2 separate regions of the Homo sapiens genome follow, and region 1 is linked to region 2. A link is a loop called in an ENCODE intact Hi-C map of the cell type or tissue named here. Cell type or tissue: HepG2. All regions are shown on one strand. Each heading gives the region's core, and the rest is flanking DNA. Links, peaks and the distances in the headings are about the cores only.

Region 1 (2,909 bases), core at 151-2,650, 230 kb after region 2:
CTGGAAGGAGGACTTTAATGGGGGTGGCTGTAACTCAAAACAGGAAGGAGGACCGCGTGGTGGAGGTGGTATCCTTAAGCCCTTTTCTTGGTTCCCAGGTTCAGGTGTGGTCAGGGTCTCTGGGTCGGCCCCGTGGGCACCTGGGTTCCCTTTCTCTCTCTCCTGCCCTCTCTGTGGCACTCAGCCCAGATGGTGATCGGGTGGCTGTTGGATATCGAGCGGATGGCATTAGGATCTACAAAATCTCTTCAGGTACTGAAATGGGAATGGGTGGGTTTTTGAGCCTTTAGAAAGAGCGCAGCCCCTGCCCCCTACCCCTTCCCAAGTGTCTTACTCCCTTGTTCTCTCTCATTCTCTAGGTTCCCAGGGGGCTCAGGGTCAGGCACTGGATGTGGCAGTGTCCGCCCTGGCCTGGCTAAGCCCCAAGGTATTGGTGAGTGGTGCAGAAGATGGGTCCTTGCAGGGCTGGGCACTCAAGGAATGCTCCCTTCAGTCCCTCTGGCTCCTGTCCAGATTCCAGAAGCCTGTGCTAGGACTGGCCACTTCCCAGGAGCTCTTGGCTTCTGCCTCAGGTACTACTAGACAGTGGGCAGGGTTAACAAATTACTGTTCTTTTCTTTTCTTTTTTTTTTTTTTAAGACAGAGCTTCACTCTTGTTGCCCAGGCTAGAGTGCAGTGGTACGGTCTCGGCTCACTGCAACTTCTGCCTCCTGGGTTCAAGCAATTCTCCTGTCTCGGCCTCCCGAGTAGCTGGGATTACAGGCATGCGCCTCCACGCCCGGCTAATTTTATATTTTTAGTAGAGATGGGGTTTCACCATGTTGGTCATGCTGGTCTCGAACTCCTGACCATAGGTGATCCACCCACCTCGGCCTCCCAAAGTGCTGGGATTACAGACGTGAGCCATTGCGCCTGGCCCACAAATCACTGTTCCTTTTAAAGACACTAACACCTTTCTCCAAGTTGTATGTATATGTGTATGAAAATACACATGTGCGATTTTGTTTTACAACTTTCAAAGTGCTTTTGAATGCAATTATCTTGCATAATCTGTTTAGACTGTTTCCACTCATTCCTTCACCTTCATTCTGGGACCTCTAACCTCCCAGTAATCCTTTGAGTTTCTGCCCCGTGGGAGACTTTGCTGTGAAAAGGGATAGGTTTCCCTTAGAAGGAGAGAGAGAGATGTTGAGGTGAAAATGTAGAATGGCCTAGGCCCTCTCTAGGAGGGAGAACTGGTCCTCACAGGTCACGAGGTGGAAGTGACACTGGACACTTGAGAAGAGGAGGGGTCTGGAGCAGCTGCTGTGGGAGTACAGTTAGAGAAGCAGAGACAAGGAACTGTGTTCCCGGCCTGAGCTGTGGAGCTGGAGCTGGGAGTGCCGCACGTTCCCGTCCTATGTACACACTCGCTGATGACCCTTGCCCAGGGCCTCTCCACAGCCTTGTGACTCCCTGCATCCCTCCCATGGAGCTGAGCCTCAGGTGTCACCCTCAGCCCCCATGGCCGCTCCTGTCTTTGGCCTCCCAGGGCCTGTCTGGCTTCCTCTTTCAGGAAGCTGTTCCCTCTCTCTTTTTCCAATGCAGAGGATTTCACAGTGCAGCTGTGGCCAAGGCAGCTGCTGACGCGGCCACACAAGGCAGAAGACTTTCCCTGTGGCACTGAGCTGCGGGGACATGAGGGCCCTGTGAGCTGCTGTAGTTTCAGCACTGATGGAGGCAGCCTGGCCACCGGGGGCCGGGATCGGGTGAGCTGCAGAAGGATGCAACCCTGGGGTCCCATAGCCTCTCTAGTTCCTAGATTTCTTAACAACCCATTTCCCATTGCTTCCTCCTGCTTTTTGTTTTGCCAAATCTAGTATAGATCTGTCTGCCTGTGCTTCCTTGTGCCCCTCTTTCCTTGAAATTTCTTGCCTGAAATGGCTCCGGGGTTCCCATCCTTCCTTTGGTCCTGATTGCTCCCTCTCCTTGGGGCCTATCCAGAGTCTCCTCTGCTGGGACGTGAGGACACCCAAAACCCCTGTTTTGATCCACTCCTTCCCTGCCTGTCACCGTGACTGGGTCACTGGCTGTGCCTGGACCAAAGATAACCTACTGGTGAGTAAAGGGCCAGGGGTGGCACAGAGCCCAGCTGGGTTCCTGGGGCAAGACAACACTCCCCACCTCGTCCTTTTTCTGGCACCCATTAATAATAGTGATAGCTAATATTTGTCAAACTTGATATGTGCCAGGCATTGAACTAAGCTCTTTTCATATATTGCTTCACTTAATCTTTACAACACCCTGTAAAGTAGATACTCCTTTTATCTCTATTTTTCAGACAAGGAAATTGAACTCAGAACATTTCCAAGGTCAATGATGAAGCTGAGCCAGGGAACTCTCTAATAAGAAAGCCTAGGTCTGGGCACGGTGGCTCACACCTGTAATCCCAGCACTTTGGGAGGCCGAGGCGAGTGGATCACGAGGCCAGGAGTTCAAGACCAGGCTGACCAACATGGAGAAACCCTGTCTCTACTAAAGATACAAAATTAGCCAGGCGTGGTGACACATGCCTGTAATCCCAGCTACTCAGAAGGCTGAGGCAGGAGAATAACTTGAACCCGGGAGGCAGAGGTCGCGCCATTGCACTCCAGCCTGGGCAACAAGAGTGAAACTCCATCTCAAAATAATAACAATAATAATATGGACAATAGCTACCATTTATTATATGCTCACTGTGTGCCAGGCAGCATGCTAAGTCCTTTTTTTTTTTTTTGTTTTGAGACAGAGTTTCGTTCTTGTTGCCCAGGCTGGAGTGCAGTGGCGCAATCTCTGCTCACTGCAATCTCCACCTCCCAGGTTCGAATGATTCTCCTGCCTCAGCCTCCTGAGTAGCTGAGATTATAGGCACCTGCCACCATGCCCAGCTA
Region 2 (2,909 bases), core at 223-2,722:
CTATTACCCTGCTACCAGCGGGGTATTCAGTGTTTACATCCTATAGTTCAGCCACATGTGTCCTGACTCATCTGATGAACAAGAACTAGAAATCACAGGTATTTTTCACTTCATTCCTAGCTACACTGTTGAGTATTTAACTTCTGATACTTCTTCAGATATTTAGAAGAACTATGAAACAAATAATCTTGGAATTATCCTTTATTCCTCTCTCTTACAACTCATGTTCAATCCCTTAACAAATGATGTTGGCTCTATCATCAGAATATTTCCAGATTTCAAACATTTCTTACCACCTCCACCACCACTGCTGTAGTCGAAGCCATCACCATTTCTCATCTGCCCTATTGCAGCAGCCCTTTAGCAGGTCTTTCTGTTTTGTCCGTGTGCCCTTAAATCTATTTTCCACAAAGTAGAATGATCCTGTCAAATCCTAAGAGCTTGTCATTTCTCTGCTTACAACCCTCTGTGCATCTCTGTCATGCTCAGGGTTAGGTTCCAGCCCCAGCTGAGGGCTGAGGGGAGTAGGTGGACGTGGGGCAGGGAGCTGGAAGAACCCTCAAGAGACAGCAGGTAAATGAGACATGGCTTTATTCAGCAGCCCCTTCACAGGGTCAGTGTTACATTTATACACTACACAAACGATAGTGACTGAGAGCCAGGTGGGGAGCTTCTTTATGTTGTGCCTACACGGCTATGATTATATAAGATATGGGACTGTGCACTTGTGCCCCAATCCCACTGAGTCATCTAGGCTGTTTACCTTGGCCTATGCCTGCTTGCCTGCACACAGCCATGTTCCTTACACTCCACCCTCTAGGCCAGGGAATCCTCTTGGTGGGGACCCATGCACATGTGGCAGCACCCTGGACCCATAGGCCACAGCAACAACACAGACAGCAACAACCTACCACTAATATTCCTGCTATGCTACCTATGATTATGAGAGCCCATTGTAGGCCAGATCCCAAAGACGCCCACCATCTCTGCAGGGGGTCATCAGTAAGGTGCTCAATCACCTTAATCTCCTATGACACCCCTTGTGAAGCTGCCATTATATTCCAGTGGTTGTCAGGGATAAATGTACAACCTTGTGTCCCTACAAGGGCACAGGTGCCACCTTGGGCAGCTGCGACTATGTCTAAGGCCATCTGGTTTTGCAGCACCACCTTCCTGATCTGATCAACTTCATCAGTTAACAAAAGGAGGGCAACTCGGGACCGAGCTGTGTGGTCTGCAAAGGCTGCAACTTGCTTTTCTATAGTAATGACGCCTGCTCCAGGGATAGTCATTGCTAAGGGATAGAACCACTAGAGGGCCTGCTGCACTGGGAAAAAGCAGGAACACAGTGGCTCCCAGTTATGTGGCGACTAGGCAATGTGGGAAGCCCAGTGGCAGGCACATAGGGCCAACCCCAGGTACAATGTCCAGTCCAGTTGGCTGGGAGATATGGCCATCCTGTGTCCCCACAGACCCATAAACTCCCAGGGGGCACAAAGTCCATGGGGGCCTGGCCTTCGTAAGGCCGCTTGTTCCACTGCACCCTTGGTGTGGTGACACATGTTATGTTTGCACAAACCTCAGTAGGCAACCATCCCACAGTGACTTTACCCCAGTGCTGCTCTATACATTGTGATACCTGCAATGGGGGCACCACGTGTTCTCCCATTAGCCAGCTCCATCCATCATGGACACTATGAGTCAGCCAAGGGCCAGGTTTGCCATGGGTTTTGTGATGCCTCCTATCCAAAGCCCGCCCTGTGGCATCCCACCCATTGTCCGTGGGACCCCAAGCTTCTAGCCATGTCCAGTTCTTAACAGAAGCAGGATACGCGTTCCAGGGCAAACTCTCCGCAGCTGCTGCTGGAAGGTGGAGCAGATCCAACAGTTGGAGACATTGGTCACCTCAGCGTAGGTGTGGGCCCAGTCCACAATGCTGTTGGAGCATGTCAACCTACAGCCAGAACAACAAAGCAGGCACAGGTATTAACGGGGAAATCACGTCCCTCAGGCAAAATACAGGCTAACTTTTCCTTTTTTTTCTTTTTTTTTTTTTGAGACAGAGTCTCACTCTGTTGCTGAGCCTGGAGTGCACTGGCACGAGCCTGGCTCACTGCAACCTCTGACTCCTGGGTTCAAGCAATTCTCCTTCCTCAGCCTCCCGCGTAGCTGGGATTACAGACATGTGCCACCACGCCTGGCTAATTTTTTGTATTTTTAGTAGAGATGGAGTGTCACCATGTTGTTCAAGCTGGTCTCGAACTCCTAACCTCAGGTGATCCACACGCCTCAGCCTCCCAAAGTGCTGGGATTACAGGCGTGAGCTACCGTGCCCAGCCAATACAGGCTAACTTTTCATCTCTGGATAACAATGCAGCTGCCAAGGCTCCTGCCCTGGGTGATGATACCACACCTTCTCAGCTCCCCATGGTCCTTTTCAGTCTTGTACCCAAGCCAAAGTCACAGGGGAGCTCAAAATATATGTACAGACAGTACATATATAGGAGGGTCCCTTACCTGGCCATTCCCCTACAAACGGTCAATCGTGGAGGCCACACATTAAATACCCAAGGAACCACATGTAAGTCATACTGCAGATGCTCCCTCCAGGGGGCTACAATAGCTAACCATCTGCAATGCGGGGCTTGGAGGGTCCATGGCCAACATCAGGTTTTCTCTTCCCCTGCCTTCAGGGGCGTTGGGGCAGGCAACAATAGATTACCATTTGTCCCCATACCTGGTCAGAGGAGGTCATCCTTGGTGTGTATCTGTAGCTGGATGGGGATGGTGGCCCACGGTAACAGTGTCTCCACCAGGGCTGGGCCACCTTTCCGTGGTCGCTCATTCAAAATTTTAACACAAAATTTTAAGTGATGGTAGGGCAGATGCCCTCAGCCAGATGGCAAATG

Evidence for each region. A loop is a pair of places that touch in the nucleus more often than their neighbours do. Peaks named below come from ENCODE experiments on the same cell type or tissue, not always from the same donor. Only the 100,000 strongest peaks of a DNase experiment are listed, where the experiment ranks them.
Region 1: a loop joins it to region 2, with 11 times the contacts of the local background. A loop is called at or near these places in 1 of 110 quality-filtered maps.

The regions. Positions count from the first base shown.
Region 1 is chr14:20,374,943-20,377,851 of GRCh38, reverse strand. It overlaps TEP1 (telomerase associated protein 1), which reads left to right. Exons shown (of 55, transcript NM_007110.5): 40 at 99-252; 41 at 360-572; 42 at 1,588-1,748; 43 at 1,984-2,097. Among named protein-coding and RNA genes, the nearest start is that of PARP2, 33 kb to the right of the region's middle. In HepG2, for the core only: no CTCF peak of the experiment used is centred there; a DNase peak (open chromatin) is centred at 1,421.
Region 2 is chr14:20,604,887-20,607,795 of GRCh38, reverse strand. RNASE11-AS1 (RNASE11 and RNASE12 antisense RNA 1) reads right to left here. Exons shown (of 5, transcript NR_122043.1): 5 at 575-1,954. Among named protein-coding and RNA genes, the nearest start is that of TRP-AGG2-5, 3.1 kb to the left of the region's middle. In HepG2, for the core only: a CTCF peak has its summit at 1,319; DNase peaks (open chromatin) are centred at 784 and 1,425; H3K4me3 peaks cover 1,072 bases.